Linked DNA regions of Mus musculus: region 2 is linked to region 1. A link is a loop called in an ENCODE intact Hi-C map of the cell type or tissue named here. Cell type or tissue: heart. All regions are shown on one strand. Links, peaks and the distances in the headings refer to the core of each region. The heading gives the core; the rest is flanking DNA.

What was found. Peaks named below come from ENCODE experiments on the same cell type or tissue, not always from the same donor. Only the 100,000 strongest peaks of a DNase experiment are listed, where the experiment ranks them.
Region 2: it touches region 1 in a loop (3-fold over the local background); 4 of 42 quality-filtered maps call a loop at or near these places.

What each region holds. Positions count from the first base shown.
Region 1 is chr1:185,197,812-185,209,448 of GRCm38, reverse strand. It overlaps Rab3gap2 (RAB3 GTPase activating protein subunit 2), which reads right to left and starts at 5,281. Exons shown (of 35, transcript NM_001163754.1): 1 at 5,096-5,281. The coding sequence starts at 5,207. In heart, for the core only: a CTCF peak has its summit at 7,227 (motif pointing left); DNase peaks (open chromatin) are centred at 5,378 and 6,058; H3K4me3 peaks cover 2,770 bases; H3K27ac peaks cover 1,820 bases; H3K27me3 peaks cover 590 bases.
Region 2 is chr1:184,027,440-184,039,076 of GRCm38, reverse strand. 1700056E22Rik (RIKEN cDNA 1700056E22 gene) reads left to right here and starts at 5,079. Exons shown (of 1, transcript NM_028516.1): 1 at 5,079-6,045. The coding sequence starts at 5,217. The coding sequence ends at 5,921. Dusp10 (dual specificity phosphatase 10) reads right to left here and starts at 4,696. Exons shown (of 4, transcript NM_022019.6): 1 at 4,508-4,696; 2 at 1,425-2,276. The coding sequence starts at 2,238. In heart, for the core only: a CTCF peak has its summit at 5,213 (motif pointing right); DNase peaks (open chromatin) are centred at 1,986, 4,766 and 5,326; H3K4me3 peaks cover 3,800 bases; H3K27ac peaks cover 3,639 bases.

The DNA of each region.
Region 1 (11,637 bases), core at 2,252-10,251:
GCATCTCTTTTCTTAAGCGGACAAGATTCTCTCTTTGGGGAATGTATATGTGAGGTGTGCACAGGGAAAGGATCTGCGATGAAAAGACACCTCTGACTTCCTTTCTGCTAAAGGAGTGTGAGGTGGCAGGCACCTAGGAGTTTTACTATTGTCTCTCTGACTGACACCACCGCACTGTTTCGGTTACTGTAGCCTTGTAGTATGTTTTGAAATCCTGAACTACTGAGTCTTTTTGCTGTTTCAAAACTTTGTTTTAGCTATTTGGATTCAGTCTGTTTCTTATGTCTATCTCTCTGTCTCTCTTTCTCTTTGACCGTTCTGTCACCTAGGCAATTACTACATTCCCCAGGCTGGTCTCCAACTCCCAAGTCTGGTGAGTCAAGCCTGTGGCATCAGCAGTACAAGGCCTGCCTGGCCTACAGAACGAGTTCAAGTCCCACCTGGACAATTTAACAACATACTATCTTGTTGTTGTTTTTAATGTAAAGAGAACTTTTGCAGAGTGACTCAGTGGTAGCCCGCATGCTCATCAGGCTCGCCTGCTCGCCCTCCCGCCCTCCCGTTGTCCAGCTTAATTCAAAGGAGGTGTTCAATATATTATTAACCAAATGAAGAGGCTAAAGAACACGCAAGTGTCCATTTCCTTTTGAGAAGAACTTCTCTGTAACCTTCTTCCTCTTTTAAGAACATTTGGTAGCTGTTGACATTTTTACTAATGGCCTCCTCCTCTCTACAGACATAAAATAATATTTACTGTGTATAAAAAACTGATGTTCAATATGCTTTGTTACCCATTAAAGGTTATAGTAAAAAGTCACCTTGTCATTAGTTCTGGTGGCTCCGGCCGTTACCGGATGCTTCCTTCTCTTTTCTAAAAGCAAGCCAACAGGAAACAACTATTAGCTAAACTAAGAGCCACACTGCAGTACTCAGATCATGCTCAAATATTCTGACATGTGATATTTGTCTCTGCGTGCCGGCATTATCTGCTTTTTCTTTTGCCTACACACTGTGTGTACACGTTTACTCACTATTTTTCCACTTCAGACTCTAGGCGCGAGAGCAGCCTCACTGGAAACTGTACCACTGTGTAACGGGGCTCACGCTTACCCCTGAGAGCTACACAGTAGGAAAGCCAGATCTCATGTCTGAAATAGGTGTCTGCTTTCTAACTACTGTGAACAGTTACTGTTAACTGTGAACACTGGGGTCTTAGTTATGGTTTCTCTTGCTGCAATGAAGCACTAGGACCGAAAGCAAGCTGGGGAGGAAAGCGTTTATTTGGCTTACACGTCCACAGCATAGTCCATTTTTGAAGGAAGCCAGAACGAGAACTCAAACAGGGGAGGAACCTAGAGGCAGGCGCTGATGCAGAGGTCATGAAGGTGTGTGGCTTGCCGGTTTACTCACCAAGGCTTGCTCAATCTGCTTTCTTATAGAACCCAGAACCATCAGCCCAGAGATGGCACCACCCACAATGGGCTGGGCCTCCAACATTGATCCCTAATTCAGAAAATGCCTTACAGCAGCAGGATCTTGTGGGAGCTCCTTCCTCTATGATGACTCTAGCTTGTGTCAAGCTGACATAAAATCAGCCAGTACACCTGGGAAACCAGAGTTCAAGGTATTTCATTCATTATTTACTTATATTTTTATTTATATTTTATGGTTTGTCTGCTTGTATGAATGCATACCACTTGTGTGCCTATGTCCCCAACAGCCAGAAGAGGGTGTTGGATCCCCTGGATCTGGAGTTGTAGGTGGTTGTGAGCCACCATGTGGATGCTGGGACTCACACCTGGGGCATCTGGAAGAGCAGTAAGTGCTCTTAGCCTTTAGCCATCTCTCCGTGTCAGAGTTCGAGATATTTTTTAAAGCTACAAACTATAGTCTTATAATTCATAATGCAAAATAACAAAAAGCCATTTGAGTTATAGTCTGTAGGTTTTGGTGTCCAGGTAGCAGCTGTTTTCTATAACTGGTATACACACTGAAAGTACTATTAAAAGTATTAAGTCAAGTGATAAGCCTCCACAATTCACAAGTAACTAGATCTTTTGTTTTACATATCCTCTTGACATGAACTATGTAAACAAATTAATATTGTATCTGATAGAAAATTTAAATTTAAAATGCCTGGAGGAATGTTGCTTCCCAGTAAATAACCACTTAAGACAGCAAAGAACAGAAAAGCCACCGGACATCAGCTGTCTATCAGCTCCTACTTACTGGCTCTGCTACCTTGACTTTGCTTTTAGTTGGTACTGAGACTCGAACCCAGGGCCTTGCTGCATGTGCTCTCTGCCTCTGGAACACACCTGGAGCTCCCAGCTTCACTTTCACTTTATACAATTTTCACTGTAACAACAGTTTGAGGCAACGCTTTCGTGATGCAGATCTGGACGCTTTGTAAGATGGCTCTGTAGCCAGAGTCATTCTAAGAAAGCCTAGTACGCTATCTATCTGTTGAGCAAGTTATGTTGTCAACTTTTATCTGTAAACTAACGCTGCATTTATACAAGTTAGATATAATTTCTGAAAGGGGGTTGCTAGTTGTTTATTTTCCAAATGAGTGGATTTCAGCCATAATAATGCCAATATGTACAAACTGAAAACTCCAATTTAAAAGTCTAATAGCCTATAGACAGAGTCTATATGTGCAAGGTGATTGCATTCCCAGCTGGCTTCACTGCATGTCCTTAGACAAGTCCTGTATGGTTGGTCAAAGACAAGTTCACTTTATGCCCTTAATCTATATAGTTTATATAGTTATATAGATGATTTTTACCATCTATCCCTGTACCAAGAAAACTATTACAGCCATAATCCACATTTGGCTTTTAAGCTGAATTAAAACTGTGGTTTCTCAGTTGCATGGCCACATTTGAAGGCCTCAAAAGTCAGACTAAGTCCCGAGGCACCACACGGACAGCGCAGAGATAGTGACAAAGCACGATGCTATGTTTGAGAATAAGAAGCTGGAGCAGGGGGGCTAGTGGGTGGTCAGAAAAGGCTGCTGTGAGGGGCTGACATTTAAGCTGATACTCAAAGATGTGACCAGCACGCAGAAATCTGCAAAGAACGTCCCAGGCACAGTCAACAGCAAGAGCAGAGGACTCAGGCACAGGTAAGCGTGGCTGGACCTGCACTCCAGCCTTCAGGAGGCTGGACAAGAGAGGAGGATCGAGGACAGCCTGGGCTCATAGTAAGTCCCAGGCTCCGTCTCAAAACCAATGGGCAGGGAGGCAGCAAAGGAAAGGTCTTAGAACCCATGCAGGGATTGTAGTTTTTAAAAACATTTAGGGTGTGTGTGTGTGTGTGTGTGTGTGTGTAGCACAACACACGTCTGTGTCACAGTATATGTGTAGGGATGAGGGGAGCTAGCAGGAGTCAGTACCCTCCTTCCATCATGTGGGTACTTCAGATTAAACCCAGGTAGTCAGGGTTAGAAGTAAGCTATTACCTGCTGAGCCTTCTCACTGGCCCAGAATGATTGATGTTTAAGTTTAAGTATAATTAAAAAAAAAAAAAAAAACAACAAAAACCCCTCTATGGATTATAAGGAGAATGTGAGAACACACACACACCCCCTGAAGCTTACCAGGACTATTGTTGAAATCTAATTAGAAGAATCTAAGCGTGCCCCTCTTCTCTACATCCCGTTTCTCACCCCACGTCTGTTGTCCCACACAACCTTCCTCACTTTCCCCTTTCCAATTCCCCCAAGGCCCTACACCCACACTTCTGGCCACTGTGCCACTGAAATGGCACTAGGGTCCCAGTGGCTGTCATCGTCCCCAAACCACTGCTATCTGACCTCTGCCACATTTCCCAAACTGCTGACCACCCCTCACCAGGGTCAGATTCTCTCCTTCAGCTTCTGAGACATTTCCATCACCTGGTGCCCCTCTCTCCCATCTCCCCAAGAACCCTTACAAGACTCCCCAACTTCAGTCTCTTCCTAAGGTTCTCGTCAGTAGCGAGTCCACGACACAACAGTTAGCATTCTATAGACTGAAACCACACTTCACCCTTAACTAATTATCACCTTGACTCCAGCTGCCATACCAAGTGTTGGACGTCTCCACAAGCATTTCAGATATGGCCTTCTTTCTCTCTCAACACACGCGCCTGTCAAGCCATCTATCATGTTAGAGCACCCTCACTCACACGTGACATTACCAGTGAATCATAGTGCTACCAGACGGAAACTACCAAACTTAAGTGGTAGGGAGCAGCAATGACTGGTACAAACTATTCATCCCTAGTTCCTCCCATATTTGATATTTTCAAACATTACTTTTCAGACAGACCCTACTAGGAAGCAGAATCTCCCTAGTGCCCTGGGATAGCTTCTAAATAGTGAAAAGGAGAGTGGTTTTTTAAAAATTATTACTGGGTCTACAGAGCAAAGTGATTTTCATATTAAAAATAAAGAAAGCAGAGTAAGATACCCTCTTTCAAAAGGAGAAATAAAGGAGCATATAATAAAATCCTCAGGTAATACGCAGCATTTAGTAAGCAGCTTTGGGATTTATATTCATGAAGTAGGGCTTGTTAACGTTGTTTGATGGTAATAACAGGCGCTGTTTCTCACCTCAATAGACGCCAATTAACTTTTCTCGACCATGTGGCTGTAATTTTAGTTCCTACCCTGGATTCTCCTCACTTCCTAAGAGGTTACTTTTCTTACTTGGCAGTTTACTCACCACCTTAAAAACCCTTCACTTGCCAATCGGCCATTTATTCCGTAAATCTGAATGACAGAAAAGAGATGGAAGAGGGTGGGGATGCTAAGCACCTCTTGAAGGGGCAGAGCAAAGGCTACATACAGTGCCAGAAATGGAGAAGGATGGGAGTTGGAACAAGCACAGGGTGGAGGGCTGACATTAGGCAGGGACTGGGACGGAGGATGCTATCTCTGAGCAGGTGGTGTGCATAGGGAGAAGACGTGGAGCTGGGACTGGGAAGGAGGGGGTGGGGAGCGGTGACAGACAGGCGACAGGACAGGAGACGCAAAAGGCTGAGGCTGAGAGAGACGGGACGCCGAGGGAAGGGAGGCTTGCAGCCGCGTCCCGGTCGCCGGGACACTTACTCGGGTCCCTCTTCAGGGCGCCGGGGGTCTCCTCCCGCAGGTGAGGGAATAGGAAGTCGCGCGCGGACTGCAGGTCCTGGAAGGAGCAGAACTGGACGATGGAGCAGGCCATGGCTGCAGGGACCCCGCCTCGCGGGGCTCGTGGTCCCTAGCCACGCCCGGGCCACTCCACCCGAAGGCTGACAGCACGGAGCCCCGAAAGCTTCAGCTACCCTGGGGGGGCGGGGACGCCAGACCGGAAGCTGTCAGCACTCCTCGCGAGGGGAGGGTGCTACGCATGCGCGGGACGCCCCGAAGCTGCGCGTGCGCGGGCCGAGCGGGAGCCGAGGGAGGGTGCAGCTTCGGACACGTGACTCGCGGTCTTGTGGCGGAGAGTTAGACGTGGAGCCTGGCCGCATTCTTTCTTGGGCGAGCTTGTCCCGTCATTCTGGCCTTCCTCCAAAGGTGATCTAATTGAACTTTGCGGGGGCCATTGAGTCACCCAAACAATCTTGTTGGTGTGCTTCTACGGACACGACCTAGATCGTTCGCAGATCAGGCGGTTTAAGCTGAGTGTGGGCAGGTGCCTGAGAACTTCGTAATTTTGTTTGTGCTTTTGTTTTTTTTTTTTTTAATGTGGAAGGCTATCCTCAGCACCTATACCCCAACTCCCAAAAGAGTCTGCGGCGCCTATGCCTGTAATCCTTCCTACCTCAGTCTGAGGCAGGTGAATTTCTGGCTGTTGAAGCCACTATCCTGGGCTACAATGCAAAAACAGTGTCTCAAGTAACAAAGCGATGGAAAGCAGCTCCTTAAGGGCTCGTATTAAATAAATACTCCTATCTATAAGTTGCCACGGTTCTGTGAAAGCCCGATGTAGTAACAGGACCAGCGCAGTATTGAATGGTGCTCTGTAATCGTCCGTTTGCCTTTTCATCCGTTTGTTCATCTAACCGCCCAACAAGTATTTGTTAGTGTTTTCCGTGCCAGCCACACTCTAGGCACAGAGCTTCGGAACAGAAAGGGACACATTCCTACGGAACTAAAAAGCTAGTGACTAACACAGGCCAAGTGAAGCAATTACTTACTCAGCTAACTAAAACTGAGAGAATGCTAGGCGGGAAAGAACAACAAAACAGCACGGCAGAACAGAGCTGGGGAGACTGACCCTGTACTTTTCCTTTGGGTTTTGGATAAGGAAAGCACCATCCTTATAGACTCCTGGAGGACTGGGGATCCGTTTAACCCCTTAAATACCTGGTCTCTAGCATGGGATCTGGCACCCAGTTGAGTCCTTGATAAATACTTACTGAAGTATATACACATAAATTAAAGACCAACCTGAGTCTTTTACTTGGATTTGAAAGTACATTTCCATATCTTGCCCAGTTAGACTGTCATAAATATCTTCAAGGAGTCTTGTTTCTTTGATTGTTTGAGATAAGGTCTAGCCATGTAGTCCAGGTTAGCCTCAAACCTTCAATTCCCCTCAATGTCCAAGCACTGGGATTATATGTGTGTACTGTACCATGGCTGACTTCAAAAGAATGTGTTATCCTAATTTTGTAAATGAAAAAAAAAATTGCTCTGTCTCTGATGAAGCTCTTGAAACCCATTTAGCTTACTTTCTTTTTTTTCTTTTTTTTTAAATTAGGTATTTATTTCATTTACATTTCCAATGCTATCCCAAAAGTCCCCCACACGCTCCCCCACCCACTCCCCCACCCTCCCACTCCCACTTCTTGGCCCTGGCGTTCCTCTGTACTGGGGCATATAAAGTTTGCATGATCAATGGGCCTCTCTTTCCACTGATGGCCGACCAGGCCATCTTCTGATATATATGCAGCTAGAGACAAGAGCTCCAGGATACTGGTTAGTTCATATTGTTGTTCCACCTATAGGGTTGCGGATCCCTTTAGCTCCTTGGTTACTTTCTCTAGCTCCTCCATTGGAGGCTCTGTGATCCATCCAATAGCTGACTGTGAGCATCCACTTCTGTGTTTGCTAGGCCCCTTAGCTTACTTTCTGAGATGTGTAAAAGCAAAAAAGATGGGCTGGAGAGATGACTTAGTGGCTGCCCTCCCAGAGGTCCTGAGTTCAATTTCCAGCAACCACATAGTGGCTCACAACCATCTGTAGTGTGATCTGATGCCCTCTTCTGGTGTATCTGAAGACAGCATACTCACATATAAAAACACTTAAAAAAAAAAAAAAAGGCAAAACGGATATTATTTATTTCAGTGTTTATACTAAAGCCTGTAGGCACTATGTCCTAAAGGAAAGTGATGTGCAATCCAGTTAGAGAATATTAGAGAATATTACAGGAATAATTTTGAGTCTAAAAGATGGGGCACGGAGCTTTGGCTTCTGTCAGGTCTGTTGAACACTTAGGCCCAACCGTGACACAAATGGTAACTGCCCTGGTTCTTACTTTTAATTCCTGCATCTAAACTGGACCAACTTTTACAAAATAAGATGATTTTTTATATTACATTGGCTCACCTCTAAGATACATGTTGGATTTGATTTACTGTAAGGCCATTTCAAGTATCAGGGACCTATAATTCTATAATCACAAACTGTAGAAAAGGCAGTTGCCTGTCATAGAAGTCCTTTCAGGGACCATCTTTTAAAAGGGTGTTGGGCTGGAGGGATGGCTTAGCAATCAGGATGCAGAGGACTCAGGTTTCTCCAGCCTCCTGTTGTGGCTCAAAACCATCTACAAATCCCGTTCGAGGGGATCCTGCACCCTGTGCTGAGCTCTTTGGAGGACAGACAGGTATGTGGTATGCATACGTACATGAAGATAAAACATTCATACACATAGGGTAAAGATAAATGCACCTTCCTTTTTGAAAGCCTGCAATGCTTCCTCAGAATACCCCTCAGTCCATGTTCTGATATAATCCAGATCTGATAAGATTTCCCCTAAAATCCAGCAACTGTGCCAAACTAAAATAAAATTTAAATCTAGGTCTGTAGCTTTAGTGATGAATACAGAGGATTCGACACTTCGTGGAAAAGTACAATGCCATGGTTTGAAAAGCACTGACGTTCGTTCGTCTTCGGGTAAATGCAGTTAGTGGAAGTGGCTGCGCTTGGCTGGTTCCGCTGGCTTTTGTTCTGTCCCGAGGCATTCATATATCTCTCTGTGGCATTCATTGAATCTCATTTCCGAGTTGGCTGAGCCTCAGACGTGAAGTTCTCTGACTTCCTTCCAAGCGGGGTTGAAAAGCTTCATTCATGACTGTTTTGAGGGACTTCAGATACCGTTCACAGGAGTGACAACAGGCTCAGGCTCTGAGCTCTTCCCTGCTTGCAGTGCTGCTGCAGTGGTTTAAGTGAAGTGGTGGGGGGAGAGGGGCTGTGTCAGAGAATGCCACTAAGTGCACAGTGTCAAGAAAGTGTACTGTGGGAAATGGGTCGCTCTTAGATGTCCCCACGTGAACAAGTTTGGGATTGAGAGGCAACCAGCAACCACAAGAAAGGCTCACATAAGGTTGTAGTTAGTACAGGAATGGTTAACAGCAGGCCTTCGCCAGTCCTTAATGGCAGCCCAAGGACAAAGGGTCCGAGCTGCAGGATTTGAAGCAGTGTGAGTCACAAAGCTACGGACTTAGAATAGGGAGCTCTGGGGTCCAAGTCAGCTCTGTTACCAGTCAGCTTTATGAACAGAGGCAATACACGCCACCTCTCTGGGCCCTCTTTCCTCCCTGTCTCTCTTTAATTCTATGTGTGTGAGTTCACATGCATGCAGCACTGTCGAGGTCAGAAGAAGGTGTCAGAGCTTCGGGAACGGAAGTTTCAAATGGTTGTTAGCCACCCAGTGGGTCCTGGGAACTGAACCCAGGTCCTCCATAAGGTAAGAAAGTGCTTTTAATCACTGATCCATCTCTCCAGCTAGGGACAGAGCTAATTTTATTGATCTATAGAATTGTGTGTGGGGGGTGCTGAGATCTCACGCCAATCCCAGGAATGTGTAGGTGTTGAGAATAGACCAGGAAGGGAGCTACCCCGAGAGAAGCACAGGTGGAAAGGGAAGGCATGAGGAGGACACGGGGAGGACAGGAGGAAGACAGGAGGAGGACAAGGGGAGGACACAGGAGGACAGAGGGAAGACAGGAGGAGGACAGGGAGAGGACACAGGAGGACGGGGGGCAGACAGGAGGAGGACATGGGGAAGACATGAGGAGGACAGGAGGAGGACCCGGAGAAAACAGAGAGGACAGGAGGAAGACAGGAGGAGGACAGTAGGAGGACACAGGGATGACAGGAGGAGGACACGAGGACAGGAGGAGGACACAGGGATGACAGGAGGAGGACAGGAGGGCATGGGAAGGACACAGGGAGGAAATGAGGAGGACAGGAGGACACGAGGGGGACACAAGGAGGACAGGAGGAGGACATGAGGAGGACAGGTGGAGGCTAGGTGAACACAAGGAGGAGGACAGCGGAGGATACGGGGAGGATGGGGGGGTAGGGAGGGCACTGGGATGACAGGAGGACAATTGGCTGTATTCTTTGCTCTTCTGTTGCTGTGATAAAATACCATAACCAGAAACAAGAAGTACATTTTGCTGAGAGATCACATCTTCCGCCACAAATGTGAAGCAGAGAGTGCAGCAGAAGTGGGGTGAGGCTATAAATCCTTAAAGCCCTCCCTCAGTGGCATACATCTTCTAGCTAGGCTCCACCTCCTAAATATCCTATCCCCTCCCCCAAACAGCATGACCTGCTGGGAAGTAAGTCTTCAAATAGGGGAGACTATCAGGGATGTTTTAATCCAAATCACCAAAGGTAACAGAGAGATGCAGAAGCCCCCCCTCCCTCACCCTGGCTTTGCTGAGGGACAGCTCTGGGGACAGCGAGCAGAAACCAGGATGTTCAAGGACTGCTTTTGGCTCAGCTAACATCTGTGGGTGGCTGATCACCCTGTAGGTGCTACAGTGGTCACAGAGGGAAGGACAACCAAGCTCTGCAGAGACCCCATGCCTGAAAACAGATGTACATGGATGACCCTAACAGGAAGCAGGGTGTGACGGGCGCCCTCCGTGGTGGCCAGGCTTGGTTGTCAGCTTGTCATATCTAGGAAGAAGGAATGGCAATTGAGACAGTGCCTCGGAAGGACTGGCTTGTGGGTGTGTCTGTGGGGCATTTTCTTGGTTGCTAATCGGTGTAGGGCCCAGTCCACTGTGGGCGGCACCATGCCTAGGCAGCTGGGACCGGGCTATGTAGGTTACTTACCTGGGCAAGCCAGAGGAAGACCGGGAAGCATTCTTTCTCCATGGTTTCTGCTGCAGCTTTTGCCTCCACTCCAGGTTCCTGCCTTGGCTTCCTCTCAGAGGTGGATTATAATCTGTAAGATGAGATAAACCCTTTTCTCCCCAAGTTGTTGTTTTTTTTTTGTCACGGTGTTTATCACAATAGCAGAAAACAAACTGGAATTCTTGGGCACCTTGGATAAAGGCAAGTAAGAACTGAGGAGTATTTACAAGGCTTATTTCATAGAAAAGTGGAAAAGAGGTGGCGGGGGGCGGGGGGGGGGGGGGAAGGAGGGATGCCAGTTTAATTCCTGCCTATCCAGAACGTTAAAATACAAATACTATGATCTGCTTTCCTTCTGCGTGCAGATGCCACTCACCTCTGCCTGTAACATAACACTAGCTCCAGGGGGATCTGACATCGTCTTCTGGTATTCTCAAGCACCATCACACACACGCACACGCACGTGCACATACATATACACACATACATAATGCATACATACATACATACATGTAAAAATAAAATAAGTTTTTTAAAAGAAGAAACAAGTGAGTGGAAAGATGGTTCCACAGATAAGAGTTCCAGCTGCTCTTGCAGAGGACCCGGGTTCAGTTCCCAGCACCCACTTGGTGGCTCTCGGGCATCTGTCACTCCAGTTCCAGGAGTTCTGACGCCTTCTTCTGCCTCCATGCCCAGTGCTCACATGTGGTCCACAGACACAGATGTGGGCAAAACATCCACACACATAAAATAAAAAATAAATACTTCTTACAAAGAAAGGCAGGCATGAGCATGGTTGACTGACAGGTAGTGCTGGGTGAGACCGTTAGGTCCTATCTTTATTCCTTCAGTGTCTTCGGGACTTCTCAAGCAAGGAGAGTTGACTTTTATGGAACCGATGACAAGCCACCTACCTACCCATTCACCCTTGCCCTTATTTTAAAACCTTTCTCTTTTAACAAGATAAACGTTATGTTACCGAGGTAGCTATAATCCTACATTTGAGAACAAACCCACTTCCCATCTTCTGTTGATTGCTTGCAGCCATGTGACTCAGTTCTGGCCAATGAGATGGGCGCACAGAGTTGTAAAGCTGCTTACCTGGGTCTCCAGGAAGCTCACTTAGAAGAACAGATAGATGGGAAAAACTGGTCTCTCCTTCACCTTTCCAGTTCCCTACCTAGAATTTAACGCCACAACAACTTTGTTATCCTCTCATGTGTTCATTAGCATATATTAGTTATACAATAAGGAATTACATTAGTGAATTTGTATATATTTTGATCATATGGGCCCTC
Region 2 (11,637 bases), core at 1,436-9,435, 1.2 Mb after region 1:
AAGTGCAACAGGCTAAAGCCACATCAGATGGGGGGGGGGAGTAAGGGGGAGAGGGGGGTTTCTAAAAGTCAACCAAACAAAAATTCAGAAGAACACAGCTACACAACAGAACCCTGACATATTTGTGACTCCGAGAAAACTTACTGCCACTGCCTAGGACAGTGCCCAGAGCTTCTAGAACTGTGAGCCCGCATGCCCCAAAGAGAGCAGCCTCCACAGTTGTCCACAAAGACAGCAAAGGATTAGCATGGGAAGAGGCATTACACAGCAAAGGATGGCTGAGCCACATTGCTAAGAGCAAGGACGATGTTTAGAGCTATCCCACCAAGACAAATCCTAGATTGCTTCCCTAAGCAGTCGGTCCCGTTAAATGGGAAAAGTGTTCAAAGGAACTCAGCACCACTGATAATCAACCACTCTTTAGTGCTGGGGTTGGGACACCCCACCCCCTCCCACCCCACCCCACCCCACCCCACCCCACCCCACCCACCATGCACACAATGGCTCAAAATTCGAAACGAAGATAGTTATCACTCTCCATCATGACTAGGTAGATATTATCAGAAGAGTAATGCTCAAAGCCCAAAAGGACAAAGATGAGCAAGTGGACTGTGCCCATGGTCAGGACAACACTGTATGTTAGAAGCTCAGAGAAGACTGGGTCATCTATTCCTTTTTTTGGGGGGGGGGGGGTGTCCAGTCATCAGTTATTCTACACTAGGGGAAAATGATGTATGACTCCTTCTAGGGAAGAGACAGAAGCTAACTCTTGTCAGGTGATACCAGGAAGGATGGTTGTAGGCGGTTCACATCTCTATCCCCTGCAGCTTCCTCAGAGGAATGGATGCATTTGGAGAATTCACACTTTCAATGAGGCTTTAAGATAAAGATGCATGCCTTTGTTGAAGATGACTAGAAGCAATAAGAACATCAAGACAATCAGGTGAGAAACAGCAAGAGTTTCTCCCACAAAGTACTGGCACCTGTAGACGCAGCTTCCTCTGATCCATCGACATTTGTCAGGCCTTGAGAGATCAAAAAAGTTCCAACCCACTCGAGGACTGAAACAGAGCTACCAGAGAAGGCATGGCTTGAGATACCATCTTGGTTGTACAAAGTGCCTTTTGCAAACCATCTCAAGTAAAATGTCATAGGCAACCCAAAGTGGCAGCCAGATCAAAGCTGGGACTCAGATCTTATATCAATTCATTGCTACTTGGACTTTCTTAATGTACCAAGAGAGTAAGAAAAAGTTCGAAGTAGAGACAAGAAGACAGGCTATTTTATTTTGGTTCATGGTGCCTTGGGGTTAGAAGAAGGCTGCCACTTGTAAGAGAATCTCATAGGGAAACCTAGCTGATCAGGACATTATTTGAGGAAGGAATGTGGGGGGTGGGGGTGGGGAGGGAAGGGAGAGTCATTACCTTTCAATACCAGGGGTTCTTTGCCTTCTCTCTTCAGGGACTCGAGGACTATGTGAAGTGGCTGGGATGGTGTCACACGGCTCGGCTCATTGGTATTCTCATCATAAACTATAATTTCTTTGGAAAAGATCCTCTTGAAAGAGTCTTTGCCTTCCCTACAGGAAATCAAGTCTAAGACAGTGATCTTGCCCTGCTGCAGCCTTCGCCGGCTGATCTTATCGGCACAGTTAATGTGGACAGCTCCTTGGATGTGACTCTTGTTGTACTCCATGAAAGGCCTGCAATCGATGATGACGGGACCCTGGCTGGGCAGGTGACTCTTGCTGCATTTGGTCATCTTCTTTGCCAGGTCATTGGGGTAGATGATCTTGATGCTGGCTAGCTGCTTGGGAGTCCCTGACACAGGGCTGCCCACCCCACCCGATGGACTTAACACAGAGCCTGTGTTTTCATTGTTGTTGACCATCTGGTTAGCAGGGCAGGTGGTCGAGGTTCCTATGGCGGTGGTGGCAGTGCCTGCAGCAATGGCTTGAGTCTGGGCCTGATGATCCTTGTCGTAGGTTGCCACAGTGCAGCAGCTAGTGCTGCTGCATCCGCAATTCAGGGAGCGGGCAGAGCCGCTGGATGAGGGCATATACGTCAGATTCGCAGCCTTGAGGGTCACAACGGCGGTGGCAAGGACAGGAGCGTGGCTACCACTACCTGGGCTGGCAGAGCCAAGGTAGCTTGAGTCTAAACAAAGGTTGAGATCCTGAGGTCGGACAGGCCTAGATAGTGCCACTACTACCCTGTCGTCTAAAGGAGATGGAGGCATGAGGAGGCTGAAAACTGGCAATTCAAGAAGTCAAGAGTCTGGAAAGAAGGGGAAGAAAGAAAAAAATAAAGTCACATGAAAACAAAGCCAGTCTCATCCAATCCCCGGGGGAAGACCTCTGCATATCTCTGAGCAAAGTCAAAGTCCTTCTAGGTGCCCTAGGTTGTGATACTATCAAAGGCTAAAATTCACTTTGATCTGTTCAGAGAGGATGCATACCTGAGGGGCCCCATCCATTCTGATGCTAAGTCAAAGGTTAAAATTAGACTTGACATTAGAAACGGTAAGAGACCTCCTGTCACATAATGTTAGAGACATGCATCCAAGTTCAGCCTTAGTGGAGGTAAAGGCACAGAGGCCTGAAAAACAGTGAAGGCAGACAGGGAGGCTCTTAGATTTATTCTGAGCCTCCTCTCCTGTGCAGAGAAGTCTATTTCACCTGTGATGGATGCATCTGTCCACCCTGGCATGTACTGTATTTCATTTCTTTCCCCAGAGCCAAGGCAAAGAGACAAGCAAGAGCACTGTTGGAGCTCACAGAGATGCACGGAGATGCTTGGCAGCTAGCTATATTTACATGGGGGCTGGATGTTAACCTTCTGCATATCAGAAGGAATGTGTCTCCCTAAGTCAGCCTCCATGGCTAGGAGCTAATCTTCCTTTCCATTCTGGTGGGTCCTTTGAAAAGCTCAACGTCATCCTATTCAGAGCTCACATTAGACTCTTCCAAATCAAATCAAGCCATTACCACACACACACACACACACACACACACACACACACACTTACACTACGAATAACTATCCAGAAACCAAGTTTCCAAGGAGTCAGATCTAGGAACCCCACCCCAGGCTGACCCATGGCCCGTTCCTCTGTGACCCCACTCATCCTTACACTTCTCTATGCTGTGCCCCTAAGCAAAAAAGAGCATGTGTTTCATCTGGTCATACAGACAGACTTTGCATCTCCACTGGAGTGGCAACTTTGTAAAAAATGTTTCAACCCTATACTGATATTCTTCTTGGAAACAGTGTGGATTCCAAGAGGGCAACCTCACTCGTCCCTTTACCACAGTTAGGCTAATTGGGAAGCTCAGACCTAGAGCCCACGGGGGCTGCCTTTGCCTCCTCCAAGGGTGCCTGCAATGGATCACTTTCCTCCTCCCGGTAGGCACAAGGCCACCCTATAACATAGCAATTCTGACTCCTCTACTAGAGAAATCAAACCCCAAGCAAGAGCCACTCATCTAAACGAACTTTAAGAGCTGACTGGAAAAACATCAAGGATCATCGGTCTATTCATGACCGTAACTGTTCTCTGAGACCGAGCCAAAGTGTCACCAGCAAAATCCACACACGCGCACCCAGGAGCACGTCCCCACCCGTGTAGGCATATCCCCACTGACTCGGGTTTCTCTCACCCACCTTTGGTTGGGAGCAAAGGATCAAACCTTCTGCCTGCCTCCCTCCCTCCCTCCCCTCCCCTCCCCTCCCTCCCTCCTTCCCTCTCCCTTGCGTAGTATTTTTTTTTTCAGAGCGAGTACTATTCCAAAAACTGTTAACTGTGTCCCAGCTGGAACATGAATGCAGTCAAAGTCTTTGCTATTTTGCTACCTGGTAAGGGGACATCCAGGATTAGTAGCCTATTCCCTAGGAGGAGAACCCGGGAACGACTTTCCAGAGACACAGGCTGGGACCGGTACCTCTTCACTGTGCTGCTGCTCACACACGGGCACAGAGCGCACTGAGATCTGCATCCTTGCAGCAGATAGCTCCAAAGCCAGTCTGGCCCGGGAAACCTCCCACAAAAATAGCACGAACCCCCTACCCCCTTTCTCGCTAATCTTCCTTCCACCACTAACAGGGACTGAAGAAAAACCAAGTGCTTAAAGAATGCTCCTTCCCCACTCCTGGGGCACGTAGCATCCCTATTCCGTGCCACCACTGAGCATCATGAGCAAAGCCTTGGGCTTTGAAAACTGCCATAAAGCATCTTAACCAAACCAAAACTCATTTCCCCTCTTCATCCCAGGGCAAGCAGAGCCAAAAGACTAAACCTTAGGATCTTCCTTACCTGACGTAGGTCCGTCTCTGTCTCTCTGACACTGTCTCTGTCTCTCTCTCTCTCTGTCTCTCTGTCTCTGTCTCTCTCTCTCTCACTCACACACACACACACACACACACACACACACACACACACATACACACACACACACACACGGAACCCTCCACCCTCCGGCTCTGAGTGACCCGTGATGTCTTCCACTTACTTCATCAATAAGCGTAGCCCTCTACCATCTGGCGCCCGCTCCAGCTATGCGCTCGCGCAGTGCGCCCCCATTCACTCAGCTTCATTGATCCCCAGCAGCAACACAGAGTTACTTTCTCTTTTGCTACAGCGTAAATGTAAGCTTTGGAGGGGGCGGGGTTGCCTCCGAGCGACGGCGCGATACGCCAATGAAGACCCAGAGGCTGCCGCCCGCTACATCACAGTGGTCTCTGACCAATAAGAAGCCGAGGAGGGCGGAGAAAGGGGCGAGGCCTCGCCTTGGGAGGGAGGCCGGCTCGGACCCGCTAGTGGGTTTGGTGTGTTAGAACGCGCGGGTGGTGATGTCATTGGCAACCAATCAAAAACTTAAAAGTGCTAGCCCGGGCCCGCTTGGAGCAGCGGCTCTCTATTTACATGTAAACCTAGGCAGCAGGACGCGGTTAACCCTTCCTGGGACTGAAGTGTCAATGGCTTGCTCTGGTCGCTCCGGCTGAAACTGGTTCTTCTGACCCTCCCCCGCCCCCTGTTGAGGACATCAGCCTCGCGGGGTCTCCATTCCGCCTTTTGACTCCAGGTGGAGTGTCCATCCAACTTTCCCCAGGCCGGAGACGACTCGAAGCCGGGTCCCTCCATGGCTGTGGCTGCGCCGCGCGGGACGTGAGCGTGCACAGGGCCGGCCTCCCCGCAGCCCCGCTTGGCCCGGCCCGCAGATGTCGCTGCCCCTCCGGCTGCCCTACTGCTCTCCCGCGCGGCGGCTGCGCGCCGTGCTCTTGTTCCCCTACTTCCGTGACCCTGTCACTCCTCCGCCGTCCCCAACCTGTTCTCAGGAGCCCGACTCCGATCCCGAAGGCGGCACTCCGGAGAGCTACTCGGAGGAGGACGCCTGGCTCTGTGAGAGCAGCCACTGGGGGCCGGTGTTGAAGGGCAGCGTGGGCGCCGTCCCGCAGAGCTGGGCGTGGCCGGGCCCTCCGAACGCCCCACAAGCCCCGCAGCCCAGGCACCGACCTCCTCCCAACGCGGTCCCCGCTTCTCCCGCGGCCACCTCCCCCTGTGCGATGTTTTGGAGCCCGCAGTCCATCCGCCCCCCGGTGCTGGGCCGCCCCCGGCCCTCAGTGGCGCAGGGCCCTCGGCGAGCCAAGGAGCGCCAGCCTGGAACAGCAAGCGCCGGCGGGAAGGAGCCAGAGCTCGGGTTGAACAGCCAGAATGAGCGGCGCTTGAGGAGCATGGAAGGGCCCACGCCAGCTCTCCCGATTCCCCGAACTTTGTCCATCAGAGGGGTCACTACTGGTCGGGGTATGTCACCGGTGAAGAGAAGTGGGAAGCTGAGCAAGCCTGCTAGCGCCTTGCCAGAAAAATATCAGGGAAGGTACAGAAGAATGACCCTGGAATTCAAAGGAGTGGAAAAGCCCAGATGAACTGTGATGAAGTTGCGTTAAAGAATCCTAAAGCAATAGAGCTTTTTATACCTCCCTACCCCCTCAGAGAGGAAGACCAAAATGTGAAGTAATTGAAGTGGAATAAAACATTATCAGCTCCGTGGCAGGTTCAGATGTCCTTAATGATGGGAGGCGTTTGCTTTAGGCCCCAGACATTCACCATTGCTGTTGATCTAGGATCATAAGGTGTCCAACCATCATCACCTTCGCTGACTAGCTCTGTCGATTCAGCATGATCTCCCTTGAGTTGAGCACTTCTACACAAGTGCACACTGGGGTTGGAAAAGGATTTTCTTTAGCCCCATTCTGTCTACACACCCAAATACACAGCACCCACACCCGAATGTCTGCACACGAGTGTCCAGGTCGCACCCTTTGGTCCTTAGATCTTTGAGGATTAGCAGGATCAGGCTAGTGGAGGAGGTAGGCTGTGCGCATTTTCCGTGGAACCCAGAAAAGAATTTCCCAGAGCACTTTTGTAGGTTATCTATATCCCTGAATATTTACTGCTGGGGTTCCCATTTACGGTTTGAGTTCTAGGTATTAGGTCTGATGCTTGTCTGTCCAGCCACATTTGCTGTGTTCATCACTGTGTACATTTGTAAACAGCAAACTCCCGTCCTTGCTCCGAAAAAGATGAAAAGATGCTTGTGGAAGTGGTTGGGGTATAGTAGAGCGAGGTTCTCTATTGACCGAAGGCTTTGGGAAGGTTGTGTTTGCTTTAGGCTGGAGGAGCCTCTGTCTAAAGGTACTGACAACCTGTAAATTGTGATTCACAAAGCCTGATGCCGGCAATGTGAGAAAGAAATGTAACTCATTTAATGAGATGATTATTATAGTTTCAGACTAATAAGTTATAGTAATTCTGTTAACTAAAAGTCTGTCATCCAGGCTGAAAAATTGGGAAAACTGACAAAATTACTCATCAATCAAACCCGAAGCATTGAGTAATTTCCATGTCATTAACATATGCATGGTAATTACCAGCCATTAACATATGCTAAAGATCCGGAGGCTTTTTAAATTAGGCAGCAGTTTGAGTAGCTATACTCAAAGAAGTCAGATTCCAGGTAGGTTTTTCCACTCACTACTCCAGGATGCTTTTGTGCCAAGGGAGGTGATTTCAATTACTAATTTGGAGTCATAATGTAAAAATACTTTCTAAAACTTAGCCCTTAAGTTTAAATGTATGGGATCAGTCAGTCAGCAAAGGGCCATGAACACAATCGGATACCCAGGAACACCTTGCTGTTTAGTTTTTGTCCCAGAGAAAGAGTAAAGCCTCTTTACTGCCCTTGGGCCACGTAGTGCACTTATGCTGGTCTGTGACTTTGTTGCTACTGAAAGGAGCATAGAGTTTCTACCAGATCCTTGTGCTGTGTGTTAGAGCTGAAGGACAAAGCTAATTGTGGCCAAGATCAGAGACAGAAAACAGACTGATACAGGGCATGTTCAAGAGGTTAAGTCAGGTGCTTGGTGGCAGAATGGTGAGGTCTTCAATAGCCCTGAAGGCCAAGATAGATTCCCGGATTCGGTTAGGGAAAGGGAGTTTGGCAAAGTTAAATCCCCAGGTAAGGTGGCATTCAATCAGCAAATAGGGAAGGCACTGGGGAATAGAAAGGAGGAAGTAGGAGATGAAGTCCCAGGAGTACGCCTGGGAAATACTTCACAACCCTCGCCAGCCTAGACCTGGGCTAGGAGCAGCCCCTGGAGAAAGAGGCCACGAAGGTCCACTCGCATGTTGAACTTCAGTCCTCAGTGTGATAGTATTAAGGGATAGACACTTGTCTGAGGTGGTAATGCCATGAGGGCAGGGCCTTTGCAGATGGAACTGGGAAGGGAATTATTGTGTCCTCTCTGCCCTGTGTATATGTCGTGTTCATTTCTTCCCAGTTACACGGTGACAGTGCATCTTGGAAGCAGAGGCTAGGCCCTCACCAGAGGCCTTAATCTGTCTCCTCAGACTCAAGAACTCTGGGAAGTGAAGTTCTGTTTTTAACTGCTGAGACTGAATTAGTCGTCAGATCTTGCACTCTGTCATTAGGAGTAAGTTGTAGCCCTAGAGGCAGGAGTGTTTATCTTCACTACTACCTGTAAGGAGCAAACATTTGTAGTGTAGAATGGTGGCCATTTACATGTGACTTTGAACACCTGAAATGTGATTGGTTGGAACCAAGACACATCAAGTCTAGAACACACATTGGATTTTGAAAACCTGTGAAACACATAAAGGATATTATGTCTGTGTTGCTTATGTTTTTTGATATACTAGGTTTCATAGCATGTCATTAAAATCAATTTCACTCATCTTTTAGTTCACATGTGACTAGGAGAGCGCCTAAGATGATTTATTTACTCCATTTTTGCTGGATGACACCATTCTGGAACCTGCCACGGCTGCTTTCATCTGAAGCCACTTGGATGTTGAAGATAACCACTCTACTAGGATTTCAGAGGCCCTCTAGGCTATCTGACAAGATGAACTAGAAGGAAGTGGGGCCTTGTGACTGGGAGTGGAGACCAGCTGTATATGACCACACCCTTACTCCCTCACAGGTATATAGATCTACAGATGGGGGCCAGGGGCATGTTTTACTCAAGAGACCACAAAGCCATCTTTTGTCATAAGAGAGAGAGCCTGACAGCTCCATCTGTATTGTCTGTGTATCTTTGAGATCAATTAGAGGCCCAGAGATAAAGATAGCATAAGCCCAAACCATGTTTGATACAGGACTTGGCCCAGACATCTCTTCAAAACTCAAGCCTGACCTCCATTGGCCGCACAGAGGTGACTGGCTGGACAGGTGAGGCCCAGTCCCCTTGTCTTCACTTAGGCAGCAAGACCCTTTCTCTGAAGCTGTCTTTGCTCCTGCCCCGTGGACTGCCACTGCCTTGTGATGTCACAAATATCTGCTGCTCTTTGTCAGAAGAGCATTCTGGTAGGCCCAACGGTCTTGATAATGCCTAACGTATGAGCCAGTTCATAGTGAACTGATGGCTTCTAATGAGTACGATGTGTTGCCACACTAAACGCTGTCCACATTCCTCCTGCCCCCCCAACAAGCCGAACCACTGAGTTTCAACCTTAGAAGTCACTGCCAAGGTCTGGCTCGGAGCTGCAGGTGATCTTACTGAGGTAGGGTACTGGAAGGGAAACAAGCACTGTGTGACATTGCTAACCATCCCAGGACTTCAGGTCTAAACAGGCGTTGAACATTCTCAATCTGGAAATGCAAAATGCTTCCAAATTCAACGCATTTTGAGCACCAATATCATGTTACCAATGGAAATCTCTAAATGCAGGTATGTTAAAAATAGAGATGGCTCCTGGGCATATATCCAGAAGATGTTCTAACCGGTAAGAAGGACACATGCTCCACTATGTTCATAGTAGCCTTATTTATAATAGCCAGAAGCTGGAAAGAACCCAGATGCCCCTCAACAGAGGAATGGATACAGAAAATGTGGTACATTTACACAATGGAGTACTACTCAGCTATTAAAAACAATGAGTTTATGAAATTCCTAGGCAAATGGATGGACCTGGAGGGTATCATCCTGAGTGAGGTAACCCAATCACAAAAGAACTCACGTGATATGTACTCACTGATAAGTGGATATTAGCCCAGAAACTTAGGATACCCAAGATATAAGATACAATTTGCTAAACGCATGAAACTCAAGAAGAACAAAGACCACTTTGCCCCTCCTTAGAATTGGGAACAAAACACCCATAGAAGGAGTTACAGAGGCAAAGTTTGGAGCTGTGACGAAAGGATGGACCATCTAGAGCCTGCCATATCCAGGGTTCCATCCCATAATCAGCTTCCAAACGCTGACACCATGTCATATACTAGCAAGATTTTGCTGAAAGGACCCAGATAGAGCTCTCTCTTGTGAGACTAGGCCAGGGCCTAGCAAACACAGAAGTGGATGCTCACAGTCAGCTATTGGATGGATCACAGGGCCCCCAATGGAGGAGCTAGAGAAAGTACCCAAGGAGCTAAAGGAATCTGCAACCCTATAGGTAGAACAACATCATGAACTAACCAGTACCCCGGAGCCCTTGACTCTAGCTGCACATGTATCAAAAGATGGCCCAGTCGGCCATCACTGGAAAGAGAGGCCCATTGGACTTGCAAACTTTATATGCCCCAGTACAGGGGAACGCCAGGGCCAAAAAGTGGGAGTGGGTGGGTAGAGGAGTGGGAAGGAGGGTATGGGGGACTTTTGAGATAGCATTGGAAATGTAAATGAGGAAAATATCTAATAAAAAGTATTAAAAAAATAGAGATGGCTTGGCGGTTAAAAGCACTCACTGACTGCTCTTCCAGAGGTCCTGAGTTCAATTCCCAGCAACTACATGTTGGCTCACAACCATCTGTAATGGAATCTGATTCCCTCTTCTGGTGTGTCTGAAGACAGGAAGAATGTACTCATATATAAATAAATCTTTAAGGTTATATGTATAAGGTTTACATAAAACATAGATGAGGGAACTGAAGCAATGGCTCAGTTGCTACAGTATGCTTGCTGTTCTTGCAGAGGGCCTGAGTTCTGTCCCTAGCACCTACACGTGGTAGTGAAAGAACCTAGTGGGGAAACCCCCACTCAATTTCCGTTCGGCATGCACCCAAGAATCACGAACAGACGACCATCTTGATGTAAAAGCATGAGGTAGTTTAATGACGGAGCTCCGGGCTGACACATATCTCCCGCAGGAGACAGAGGTGTCGACCACATGGTGGAGCCATAATGGCGGAGCTCTGGCTCGAAACGTATCTCACGCAGGAGACAGTGGTTTCGACCACGAGCCTTGGAAGCTAGGGGATTTTATAGAAAAGGGGTGGGGCTGGGGGAGGAATTGGCTCGGTTTCACATGATTGGTCCATTTAAACATCAACAGACTGTCAGAAGGGCAGGAGATAGGGAGGCACTAGGCCAGTCAGGACATGTAACAACGGGCCTGCCCGGGCATGTCCTGGCCTGTTCTGCTATGTTTTCAGCCCCAGGTTTTAAAGCTCACAAACAACTCTTTGGGCTATTTGACATAAATTACATGAATCACATGTCTCAAGTTTTATTTACTTTCATTAGCTCATGACCAAATTTAGTGGCAGTTCCAGATGCTGAGGTACCTTCTTCTGACCTCCAAGACCACCTTTACTCACATGCGCATACTCCCACAAAGACACACATATTCTTTTTAAAAAAAAAAATTAAGAATCGTAATTGAGAGCTGAGGAAATGGCTCAGTGGGTGAAAGCACTTACTGTGTAAGCTGAAGGAGGAACACTGGCCAATCCAGAGGCTTACTTCCTAGTGTGTCTAACTGAAGCAGTGAGCTGGAGAGATAGTGAGAGACCCTACCCCAAAAAGTAAGGTAGAGAAAGGATTTAAGATGGCATCCCAGAGACCAAAGAGGAAGAACTCTGGCTGCTCTTCCAGAGAACCTGGATTTGATTCCCAGGACCCACAGTGTGGCTTACAACCATCCTAACTTCAGTCCCAGGGGAATCCACTGCCCTCCTCTGGGCTTCATTGTTTCCAGGCATGCCATACATACATACATACATACACACACACACACAGACACACACACACACCACCCATACACATATTTTAAAAATAATAATAACCCAAGTGTTCACTCCTGACCTCCACACATCCCTCAGGAATGAGTATACCCATATGT